4 separate regions of the Homo sapiens genome follow, and all the other regions are linked to region 1. The links are chromatin contacts, found by Hi-C or POLR2A ChIA-PET in ENCODE. All regions are on one chromosome and are shown on one strand. The core of a region is the stretch at or near the end of the contact, and the rest is flanking DNA. Distances in the headings are between cores, read along the strand shown. Region 1 has its middle 41 kb from the start of ATP6AP2. Region 2 has its middle 74 kb from the start of BCOR. Region 3 has its middle 130 kb from the start of MED14OS. Region 4 overlaps LINC03099 (long intergenic non-protein coding RNA 3099).

Region 1 (2,836 bases), core at 102-2,601:
TCGCTTTGTTGCCCAGGCTGGAGTGCAGTGGCACAATCTTAGCTCACTGCAACCTCCACCTCTTAGGTTCAAATGATTCTCTTGCCTCAGCCTCCCGAGTAGCTGGGATTGCAGGTGCTCGCCACCATGCCCGGCTAATTTTTGTATTTTAATAGAGACAGGGTTTCACCATGTTGGCCAGGCTGGTCTCGAACTCCTAACTTCAAGTGATCCACCTGCCTTGGCCTCTCAAAGTGCTGGAGTTATAGGCATGAGCCCCTCGCCCAGCCTGGTACTATTATTAACAGACCATTTTACAGATGCAGAAACTGAGGCTGAGAGAGGTTTCATGAGTTATTCAAGGTTATGTGGCTAGCGGATGGCACAGCCTGGGATCAGGGAGACTTACTTGTAGGAGGCTGGGTGACTCTCAGAATAGCTGGCTTTAGGGACAGTGATGCCATTTGCTGAGATGGGGAATGTAGGAGAATACAGAAAGGAGTATAGCAGGAGAAGCTGGCTTAGGAAAATGGTGAGGAGCTCAGTCCTGCCATGATGATTTGAAGTGTCTGTGGGACATTCACACAGAGATGGTGGGAGATAGTTGGATATATGAGTCCAGAGTTCAACACAGAGATAGAGAGAGAGATCTGGATGGGAAATGGACAGTGTGGGTCATTCCTGTGTAGTGGCAGTCAGCTCCAGAGGAATGACAGGTCTTCTCAGCTGTGTTGGCTGCAAGAACAAGCCAGGCTGTCAACCCTGGAAGTGGGCAGGGGAAGAAGGAATGGCCAGAGGGGAAGCAGAAAAGTGTTTCAGGGAGTTGAGGGAGGAAAGTGTTTCAAAAAGCGCTCATGGTCACAGTGGTACACTGTGCAGATAAAGTTTGGGTCATCTGGATTTAACAGCAAGAAAGTCCTGGTGTCTGAGTCTGAGTTGTTCCAGAAGCAGATCTCAAGAGAAGGGCTTGAGAGCAAACAGATTTAGATTTTAGGAGATTCAGAGAATATGGGCTTGGGAATGGGGGTGTGAGACAGGAGAGAGAAGCCAGCAATAAAGGGAGTGTCACCAAGCCAGTTCCCACTGCAGGCAACTGGCGCTCAGTCCCAAGGGGGACCTCTGAGAGACAGTGTGGAACACAGAGCTCAGTTCTGTCACAGGCTAGGTTCTCAACAGGCAGAAACTGAAATGGAGTTTGGCATGCAAGATTGTCATTAGGAACGTCTGTAGGAGGAGGAGGAAGTGGGGTTGGGCAGAGGGAGGGTTGAATTGCAAAACTGGCCTGTTGAAGCCTGGAGTCATCGTGGGGAACGCTGAAGTGCGTCTGGCCTGCCAGTGCTGTCTTGGAGTGGGATGAAATGACTAGTCATTGGCTGTGGGCTACCCCGGGGGGAGGAAGTGCCTATGGGTGAGATGGTTCTTGGCAGCTGGATGGAGACTGTCTGCTCAACTGGGGCAACGAATACCTCCTTGGAGGGGAACCTGGCGGGCTCATCTCTGTGCCCACCGCATTAGCCTACTTCGGAGGTTGAGGAAGCTGCGGTATTTATACACCTGAGAATCATCAGTTGAAGTTGGCCCTGCTGCTCTGTTGTACACACAAGCAGTAGCGCTCCACGGCTTCACGCAGATAGCAGCAATCGGAAGCAGCAGGGGCACACGAAGAGGTCAGGCCTGAGCCGTGTGGGTGGGGCGCCCCCAGGTGGATGAGAGTAGTTTCAGTGAAGCACTGCTGGTAGGGAGGAAGCCAGCTGTGGTTTTGTCTCTGCTGTGCGACTTTCACTCCTGTGGCCATGGCTGATTGATCCATGAGAAGACACCGGACCCACAGTGGGCCAATCAGAACCCTTCCCTGGGATTTTCAAACTGCAACTAATGAAGGCAAACAAGTTGAACCTTCCCTGGGGGTGGGAGCCACAAGATAGAAGGCTCTGGAGAAGCTAGGAGTCGCATGGAGGAAAGAATGCCATCACTCCAAACAGAGAAGCTCGGAGAAGAGAGAGTGTGGGGGCCACAAGAAAAGAGTCTCAGGGGATCCTGGTGGCCCAGCTGCACCTCTTCCCGTCTTCTCTTCCCACAGCCCTGAGGTATTCCCAGCATCCTGCCAATAAAACCCCTCATTGTGCTAAGCAAAGCTGGGCTGAGTTTCTGGTTCTTGGAGAGGTGAGTTGGCCGGTAGAGTTAAGGAATCAGTGGGATGGAAGAAAATATTGCGAGTTCAGATGACTTCTAAAGAGCTGACAATGAAGAGGGCAGAGAGAGAGAGGGGCAGGGAGAGAGGGAGAGAATGCAGAAACTAGATGAGAACACAGGGTCAAGGAAGGGTTTTTTATTTTATTTTATTTTTTTAAGATGTGGAAAACTTAAACATGTTTATGTGCTGAGGGTAAAGAGCCAGTAAAAGCAGCATAAATCATAACAACAGAATGTACTAAAGCGAGGCAGAGAGACAAAGCTATAAAAGCTTTAAAGATAAAGAAAATACGCCCTCAATAAAAATGAGGAGAAAAAGCAGAAGGGACACAGCCCTCTCAGTGGAAGGCAGGCGTTGATTGTGGCCTGAGCACCCATAGTGAACACACATGGTCCCGGCAACCGCTTACTCTGGAGACAGAGGACAGTTCAAAACCCTTAGACTCTTGCTTCTTTCATCTCCTAGAGGCTTATCCAGGGCACTCGAAAGGGGCCCTTTAGAAGCAGTTATCCAGTGATGAGGAGGTGACATGTTCATTCAATCCTGTACACATAGCCTGGGGTGCTGACTCAAGACCACAGTTGAGAAGATGCTGCTGGAGAATCTGAGATGGAAGATGTGGGAGAGAAAGGAGCTGACTGCTGGGCTGATGTCCCTACATCA
Region 2 (2,836 bases), core at 107-2,606, 370 kb after region 1:
TTAACCCGGAACTTTGTACTCCCTACCCATCCAAAGGGAGTGCCAGATCATAGTAACAAACACACGTAGCATTGTACTGGAGGCAGCGTTCTAAGCACCTTATGTATGGAGGCATGTTATCCTCAGAACAACCCTACGAGGTAGATAATAGTATTGGTCTTATTTTACAGATGAGGACTCCGAGGTTTCGAACTGTTAAGCGGTTTGCCCAAAGCCGCACAGCTTGGGATAATAGGGCCTGGATTGACCAGAGGGAGAGATAGGGCCTGGATTGACCAGAGAGAGAAATAGGGCTGTGTTGCCTCTCTAGCGTTTTGTAATGAAAGTGATCTGTTTGGGGGTTGTTTCGAGAGGACTGCCTGGACCCCAACCTTCCAAAGGAAAATATGAAGAGACTAGAAGGCCCAACATTTGGCCTTTATTTTGCAAAAGAAAGTTCTGGAGAGTCGTACAGAGGCATCTTACTGTGGCTCCTCCGCGGCAAGGAAGGGGTCAGGGAAGGCAATGCAAAGGCCCCCCTGGCCCACCTAGCTGCATAGCATCCGGCGGTCACGTCCGCCGGAGGTGACTGGGGACTGGGGACAGCCGATTGCCGAGGAACTCCTTATCGCCCAGTGTCAGTGCTCCCGGGTGCCGGAGCTAAACGTCCGCCTGCGGGGGCGGCTAGTTCACACCAGTCCCCTGGCTCCCGACGCGCCCCCGGGCTTCTCCCGCGGAGCTGGCTAGATGCCCGGCGGCGGCTCCGAAGCTCCGGGCTCCCCGCCGCTTGTCCCGCCAGCCCGAGGCATGGAGCCCCACGGCCCAGGACTGGAGAGCCCAGTTCGTCAGTCCAGGTTGGGACTGCTGGTTCCGGGTTGCTCACGATCACTCTCCCCTCAACACCCGTCCGGCCAGGGCGCGCGCGCAGACACATAAACACACACGGCTTCCAAGCGCGCAGCCCGCCTCCCGGGCCTCCGCTTTTCCTTCCTCCTCCCCGCTCGGGCGCTTCGGAAGCCCGTGGCGGTTGTGTGCTGCGCCAGGGAAGAGTCCGGGTCGGGGAGACCGCGCTGCCCTCTTTCCCCCCAAGGTCTGCGCGCACGCTAGTATCCTTAGGAAGCACAGTCAGGCTTGTGGGTTCCCATCTTCCCGGGAAATGACGGCTGCTGGCGAGGACCTGTTCGCTCCGTGTTTCGCAATGGCCCGGGGATCAGAGGAGAGGACCGGGCGGTGGGGCCTGCGCGTGGATGAGGGTGGCGGTAAATCCCCTCTCCCGCGAAGGTGGCTGAGCCTCCGGCCACCGCTAGTAGTAGTCTACCCTGCTCGTCTTGCATTGGCCGCAGCTTGACTCCCCTGCGTGCCGCGGGTCGGTGTGGGTGTCCCCACTCCCTCAAGCCTTTACTTTCAGCTCGCGAAACCCCATGGATCCGCGGCTGGGCTGGGCAGCGCAGACGCCCAGCTGCCCTCGCCAACCCCAGGCCCAGAGGGGGCCAGGCTGGCCTGGGGGCTGGGCGGCCCGGCTGCACTTGCCGGCGTTGAGAGAGGCTCTGTGAGCCGGAGCCGGCCGCCGAGCCGAGGGAGAGAGCGCATCAGCCCGCGCGCCTTAAGGCAGAACACACGCCTTTCCCGGAACCTTGAAACCCAGGGGAGCCGCTGCCATCTTCGCGTGACGAGCAGCGAGACGCCGGTGATTAAGTGTTTCTTTCCGGCTCCCTCTCCGGGTTGCGGCTCTCCTCCTTTCCACAGGGCTGGAAGAATAAAAACCTGGGGAAAAACCACACACAACTGCGCTCTGGTCTCGCTCGCCATGTCCGCACTGGTTTCTTAGGGTGCGCCCACGCGGGGCACCCCCTGCTCCCCTACTCCACGCCTGGCCGGGGTCGAGGGCTGCGTGCCTCGGTTTCCATCCGCTCTAGCGCAAATCTCGGAGTTTAATGGGGAGGGGGCACACATTGCTGAAGCCACCCGACCCCCATTCTCCTTACGCCCCCCCCCCATGGGGATTAAACCTAAACACATGAATCCCCCACCCATACCCGGGACTAATCCAGCCGCGCCTCCTGGGATTAACTCGGCTCACAGGTCCATAAAACACTTCCGGCGCGGCCAGAGGGTCTGTCTGCAGAAACACTTTAAAATTGTCCTCCCGGGCCTGGAGTCGGAATTGACTGGGTGGAGGGAAGTGAGTAAACAGACAGTTGTAAGAGACAATCCGTGAGGTTTGCAGGCTGTGAAAAGAGCTGCTTAAAATATGGGCTGTCGGGGTTGCCTCCAGCAGGAGGGTGGCCCGGGTCCTAGCAGACAGATCCAAGAAAAGGATGCAATATATTCTAAATGACATTGACCTGGAGGAAGGAGGGTGTAGGCAGGAGCAGGCTGGCTTCACATGGCTTCTGGCTCCAGTTCAGTGAGGAAGACTAGCTTCCAGAAATTTGTGGGGGCGAGTGGCCAGTCTCTTCATGTGTAAAATCAGAACAGTAACACCTACTCTGTCCCCCTCGGATGGGTTTCTGAGGACCAAAATGTGAAGGCACTTTGTAAATGCGGCTCAACCCTTCTGCTTCACTGTGGTTAATGTTCAGTCTCTCTTAGGTAGAAAAACCAGTGACTTGCTGATTAGAAAACAAAGTAGAAATCAGCCCTTTCTCAAATCTACGCAACAATGTTCGAGATAAAGGGAACCCAAAAGCAACCTAATATTTTGAACCTCCTTTTACATCATTTCGAGATAAGTTTCTGAAGTAATGAGAGAATCTTTGGAATGTTCTAAGAAAATCTGTCAAAAACTGGAGGTTAATGGGGAAGAAAGGGAGGCTTTAAATTGGGTCAAATCACATTTTAAGAAGGCTGGGCGCGG
Region 3 (2,836 bases), core at 240-2,739, 330 kb before region 1:
ACAGAAGATAATAAGTGTTGGCAAGGATGTGGAGAAACGGGAACCCTTACATACTGTTGGTGAGAATGTAAATTAGTACAGTCATTATGGAAAACAGTATTGGAGGTTCCTCAAAAAATTAAAAATAGAACTACCATATGATCCAGCAATCCCACTACTGGTTATATATCCAAAGGACATGAAATTGGCATGTTGAAGAGTTATCTGTACTCCCATGTTTATTGCAGCAGTATTCATAATACCCAAGATATGGAGTCAACCTGTGTTCATCAGTGGATGAATGGATAAAGAAAATGTTGTATATATACATGATGGGGCCAGGCGTGGTGGCTCACACCTGTAATCTCAGCACTTTGGGAGGCTGAGGAGGGTGGATCACTTGAGGTCAGGAGTTCCAGACCAGCCTGGCCAACATGGTGAAACCCTGTCTTTACAAAAAAATATATATATATATTAGCTGGGCATGGTGGCGGGCACCTGTAATCCCAGCTACTCAGTAGGCTGAGGCAGGAGAATTGCTTGAAGCTGGGAGGCAACGGTTGCAGTGAGCTGAGATCGCACCACTGCACTCCAGCCTGGATGACAGAACAAGACTCTGTCTCAAATAAATAAAAATAAAATATATACAATGGAATACTATGGATAAAGAAAATATTGTATATATACATAATGGAATACTATTCAGCTGTAAAAAAGAATAAAGTTCTGTCATTTGCAACAACATGGATGAACCTAGAGGATATTATGTTAAATGAGCCAGGCACAGAAAGATAAATACTGCATGATCTCACTCATAGGCAGAATCTAAAAAAGTTGATCTCATAGAAGTAGACAGTAGTAGTGGTTACAAGAGGCTGGGGAGGGTGGGGAGATGGGGTATGGAAAGAGGTTGGTCAATGGGGACAAAGTTACAGTTAGATAGGAATAAGTTCTGGTGTTCTATGGCACAGTAGGGTGACTATAGTTAACAATATTTTGTATATTTCAAATTTCCTAGAAAAGAGGACTTTGAATGTTCTCACCACAAAGAAATGATAAATGTTTAAGGTGATGGATTTGCTAATTGCCCTGACTTGATCATTATACAATGTATATATGTATTCAAATATCACATTGTATCCCATAAATATGTACAGTTTTTGGTGTCAATTAATAAAATAAAGCTTAAAAAAATTAGTCCATGTTGCTAATGTGGCTCTAGGGCATCCATGTCAATACTGCTGTATAGTATTCCATCTTATAAACAGACCTTTTCTACCACCCAAACTCAGGACCCAGCCATGCACTCACTTCTTTTTCCCACCTCACACAGGATATTAGATTCTTAACTCACAGTCAGAGGAACACCCTTTTCTAAGGACCAAATTGTCCAGGTGCCTCACCTAAGCCCTCCTTCCTGAGCCCCAGGAGAAGCTGCCATTGGAAATGGCAGGCTGCCTGGTGAGTATGGATTCAGAACATGATCTGACCTTGACAGAGAGTTTGTCCTTGTCATGGGATAAGAACAGAAGAACTGCCTCCAGCCCCGGTGGATAGATGACTCACATCCCTGGAACTTCCTACCTCTTTTCCCTGGATGGGATCCAAGTCATGCTGTCAAAATAGAATTAATTCACTCTTTAAAAGGGAAAAAAATTCTCAAAATTTAGAATAACAGAATCATACAATGCAAGAGCTAGAAGAGTAACTTGTCCCTGCCTCCTTCCCCAACACCTTAATATAAGACAAGGGACATCTGGGCATCAGCCAAGCCAATTATCTGAGGATATTTCTAGACAGCAGTCACTTGGGGTTTTTCTAGAAGGGGCCGAAGGGTGAAGACCTGAAAAGGAGCAAAAGCAGAGTGTTGGAATGGCTGAGAAGCACCCTTCATGATTAATCAGTGACATTTAGAGCCATCTCTCAGCTCAGCTCAGCTCACCAGAGCAGGGAATCTCTTGGCAAAAGTCTCTGTCCCAGGATTTCTGGCACTTAGTTTGCTGGCCTGTATCAAGCATTCCTTGAAAACTATCTGGCCGGTCAATGCTGGTGCCTGCCATGCAGTATCTTTGAAGTAGGAAAAGGGCTCCTTTGAGTTCTAACCAACAGCTTTGACTGTGTGGAAGCTGTTAATTTACCACAGTTGGCTGCTTTCCCCATCACCCCTCTGATCTACAAGAAGGATCTGAAAAGGAAGCCCTGAAAGTTAGCGCTAACATGAACCCTAGAGATGTTCTAGCCCAACCCCTGATTTATCAAGTTATTAGTTTAACAAATAGGGGCCAAGTGCCTACAGTGTGCCAGACTCTTGGCTGGGCACTGCAAATACAGCGATGATCAAAACCAAACATGCCTCTGCCCTCTTGAAGATTACATTATAGTGGATAGGAGTAGGGGGTGACCAATATTAAAAGCAATCACACAAACAAATGTAAAATACATAATGCTATGAGGCAGATTTAGGGAGGTCAGGAAGGGTTACCTCAAAGAGGTAAGGCTTAGGCTGACATGTGAAGCAGGAGCAGGCATTAACACAGCAAAGAAGGGGGAGAGAGCTTTAGGGGAGAGGTAACAGTGAGTGGTAAGATGGAGCATAGCAAATTTGAAGGGCAGAAAGAGGCCATGTGGCCAAAGTAGAGATGGGGAGATGAAGCAGGGGAGCAGGGGCCATATCACTTAGAACCTTGAAGCCTATGTTAAATATTCTGGTCTTTATCCTAAAAGCAATGGGAAGCCATTGAGAAGCTTCAACTGAGGGATGGGACATAATCAAAACTGAATTTTCACAAAGATATCTTTGACCTCTGTGTGGCGAACAAACTGGAAAGGGGCCAATTGGGAGGATATTTTAAGTGAG
Region 4 (2,836 bases), core at 147-2,646, 270 kb after region 1:
TGACCCACAGAAACTGTGTGAGATAATAAATGTCTGTTGTTTTCAGCCACTAAGTTTTGGGGGTAACTTGTTACACAGCAATGGATAAAATACATGGTAACATCGATAGCACAATTTTATTAAAAAATAACCGTATTTTCCAAAACAAACAAAAAAGTTTAGGGAGAAAAGTGGCATCGTTTTTACATTTTTGCAAACCTCTTTAATATCTGGCTTAATTGAAAACAGCTGCTTCCTCATAGGGGCTTGGGCATCCAATGCGTTGTGATACATTGTTTTGGTTGAAGAAAATCCAGCCTAATGGAGCTTTGCAGTTAGAAAAGGACAGTCTGAAAAGGGCTCAGGGAACCACAGGGATCCTCAGACCACACTTTGGGAACTGCTGACCTAGACAATCATAGACCCCAAAAGATTCTAATTCTAGGGCCCTCACTTCCCAATCTTGGTTTCCTGTTTGGGACCTTTGCCATTTCTCCAGGTGCCCAAGTGACTTAGTGGTGATGGAGGCCACCCAGGAGGTCTGGTCCCCTGCCAAAAAGGATAAGTCCTCTGAGGCCTAAAAGCAGAAGACACTGATGAACTAACCCTCAGTCTTGGCTGTGTCATGCCCAAGATGTCACACAGAGGGGAAAGGATGCCTCTGACATCCAAGGTGAAGGTTGAGGCATCTGGAGTCGGGGAGGGCAGGGGAGCTTGTTCTCTGCGCATTGACAGCTTCCGGGACACTGGGGTTTGCCAGATCCATGGGGATTTCCCCCTCTCCTTCCCTTTCCTGCGCGTGTCCCACTACCCCCAACCCCCGTGAAGTTTAGGGCCTGTTTTCAGCCGGAGCCGGTCTAATTTTCGCTGCCTAGTTGGTCAGAGAAACGCACGCAGCTGTAGCAAAGCATAAAAATAGCTTCCTCCGTGACCAATTTCTTCCCACTTCCCTTTCTCTCTCTCCATGCTCGCCTCCCCGTCCCCACCTTCTGTGGAAGCAGGAAGGTCCCTGGAGGGTGCCAGCACTATTGAGACATGCCATGCGCCCCAGCTTCCCTCCCAAACAACACATGTTCCTGATTCTATTTTGCCCTGGTCCCCCGCAGGCTCGCACAGGCTTCCCTGGGGACCGGGCGTTGTCAGATGGGTCCCCGCGGGCCCAGTGTCCGTCCACCTCGTTGGGCAGACTTCCTCTCCCGCGCACAGCCCCCCAGACATCTGCACGCCGAGTGCTCGCCAGCGGCACTGGGATCTGGGGTCCCAGCCTAGCCCGGAGCCAGCCAAAGGCCTGCCCGCGAGGGATCCGGATCTTCTGGCACCTTAGAGGTTAAATGGGAAGCCTCCAGCTGGAAGGAAAAAACGCCCCGGTGCTATGCGCGGAGGCTCCAGGCGGTGTCCCCAGCGTCCCGGGCTTCCTCTGCGCCGGGCGGCTGCGCGTCCCGGATGCGTCCGCGGCAGAAGATGGAATCCGAAAGTGGGCATTCGTCTTTCTAGTTTGGAAGCAGGGGAAGACAATCAAACCTGCAGCAGCTCAGCTCCCCAACGCGAAGGTCTAGCCAGCCTTGGGCAGGGGAGCGTTTCTAGAAATGTCTACACCCGGAGCCACCGGCGGGAACCAGGAGGGCGGGGTATGGCCCGCACCTGCCCTGCCTCTCTTCCCTGAGCCTTTGGGACCATGCGGGAGAGAGGACAGGCCACCTATCGTATTTCAGGAGTGGCTTGTAGGGTCCAAGGGCCGTTTGCCTCCCTCTACTGCAGTTTGGAAACAGAATAAACCGCCCCAGCAAAACCCGGCGAACTTGTCCAAACCACACAAAAGTTCAAACCACACAAACTCCAACTGGGCACCGACGCAGGACTGGCTTTATCTGTCCGCAGAGGGCTTTGCTCTGCCTCGCAATTGATTAGGGCTCCTGAAAACCACTGAAACAGTTTATCTCACCCACCCAGCCTCAAGCCCCCTGATGGGCTGGAGTGGAGCCTGGATTGTTCTGGCAGCCAACCCCAGACCAGCTTCCACCCAGCTTGGCGGCCCCCTGGGCCACCTGCCTGGTTCCTCACTCCACAGAGGGTCCCCATTTTGTGGCAGAAAATCGAATGACAGCAAGAGGGTGAGATGGGAAGATGAGGGAGTTGGATCTATGAGGGGAGAGAAGCATTCTGTCCACTGAACAGGGTGGGGGGGGCTTTCCAAGATCCCCCCTTTACTTTCACACCCTTTCTCCAGTTCTGTTCCTCTCCTTTCACGGCACCCAGCGCCCTTCTGCACGGGTGGCCCAGTCCTCCAAGCCCAGCCTTGTCTTTTGAACTTCTCCCCAAGCAACCTGTCCCTGTACAATTTACATCCTCTCAGTTGTTTTCTCTCGAAACTCTTAACTCAGGCGGCCAATGCCATGGCCATGAGAACATTCTTCACCACAGAAAGCAAGATCCTTTGTCAGCCTGTTCTTCATGGGAGGGGAAGGGAAGGTTTTGTAAATATCAAGTGGAGATTAACTGGGGGAGGAGTCAGGAATTAAACAACGTGCTTTTTTTTTTTTTTTTTTGAGACAGAGTCTTGCTTTGTCACCCAGGCTGGAGTGCAGTGGCACCATCTCTGCTCACTGCAACTTCCGCTTCCCGAGTTTAAGCGATTCTCCTGCCTCAGCCTCCCAAGTAGCTGAGATTAGAGGTGCACGCCACCACGCCCAGCTAAATTTTTTTGGGGGGGGCGGGGACGGAGTCTCGCTCTGTTGCCCAGGCTGGAGTACAGTGGCGCAATCCCTGCAACCTCCGCCTGCCGGGTTCAAGCAATTCTCTTGCCTCAGCCTTCTGAGTAGCTGGGACTACAGGCGCATGACACCACCCCTGCTAATTT

The links. A loop is a pair of places that touch in the nucleus more often than their neighbours do. ChIA-PET counts read pairs that join two places held with the same protein, here RNA polymerase II (POLR2A). Pooled maps may share reads with other maps.
Region 2: a pooled map shows a loop between it and region 1 (9-fold over the local background). The contact joins two enhancer-like sites. A Hi-C loop is called at or near these places in 1 of 37 single-sample maps with no recorded cell type and 4 of 50 pooled maps. POLR2A ChIA-PET finds 5 or more read pairs at or near these places in 1 of 52 experiments (SK-N-SH).
Region 3: a map with no recorded cell type shows a loop between it and region 1 (3-fold over the local background). The contact joins two enhancer-like sites. A Hi-C loop is called at or near these places in 1 of 37 single-sample maps with no recorded cell type and 5 of 50 pooled maps.
Region 4: a loop to region 1 is called in a map with no recorded cell type, with 22 times the contacts of the local background. The contact joins two enhancer-like sites. A Hi-C loop is called at or near these places in 1 of 168 maps with a recorded cell type or tissue (endothelial cell of umbilical vein), 1 of 37 single-sample maps with no recorded cell type and 2 of 50 pooled maps. POLR2A ChIA-PET finds 5 or more read pairs at or near these places in 1 of 52 experiments (PC-9).

The regions. Positions count from the first base shown.
Region 1 is chrX:40,538,201-40,541,036 of GRCh38, reverse strand. No RefSeq gene overlaps it. Among named protein-coding and RNA genes, the nearest start is that of ATP6AP2, 41 kb to the left of the region's middle. Within about 2 kb of position 1,351, at least 11 of the 41 ENCODE cell types and tissues checked have a DNase peak (open chromatin) inside an H3K27ac peak, as active enhancers do.
Region 2 is chrX:40,170,636-40,173,471 of GRCh38, reverse strand. It overlaps a transcript of BCOR not described here. Among named protein-coding and RNA genes, the nearest start is that of BCOR, 74 kb to the right of the region's middle. RefSeq lists silencers at 1,303-1,382, 1,403-1,462. Within about 2 kb of position 1,356, at least 31 of the 41 ENCODE cell types and tissues checked have a DNase peak (open chromatin) inside an H3K27ac peak, as active enhancers do.
Region 3 is chrX:40,866,229-40,869,064 of GRCh38, reverse strand. No RefSeq gene overlaps it. Among named protein-coding and RNA genes, the nearest start is that of MED14OS, 130 kb to the right of the region's middle. RefSeq lists an enhancer at 1,482-1,981. Within about 2 kb of position 1,489, at least 3 of the 41 ENCODE cell types and tissues checked have a DNase peak (open chromatin) inside an H3K27ac peak, as active enhancers do.
Region 4 is chrX:40,265,736-40,268,571 of GRCh38, reverse strand. All of the region lies in intron 1 of LINC03099 (long intergenic non-protein coding RNA 3099), which reads right to left. Among named protein-coding and RNA genes, the nearest start is that of LINC03099, 4.2 kb to the right of the region's middle. RefSeq lists enhancers at 562-611, 642-741. Within about 2 kb of position 1,396, at least 26 of the 41 ENCODE cell types and tissues checked have a DNase peak (open chromatin) inside an H3K27ac peak, as active enhancers do.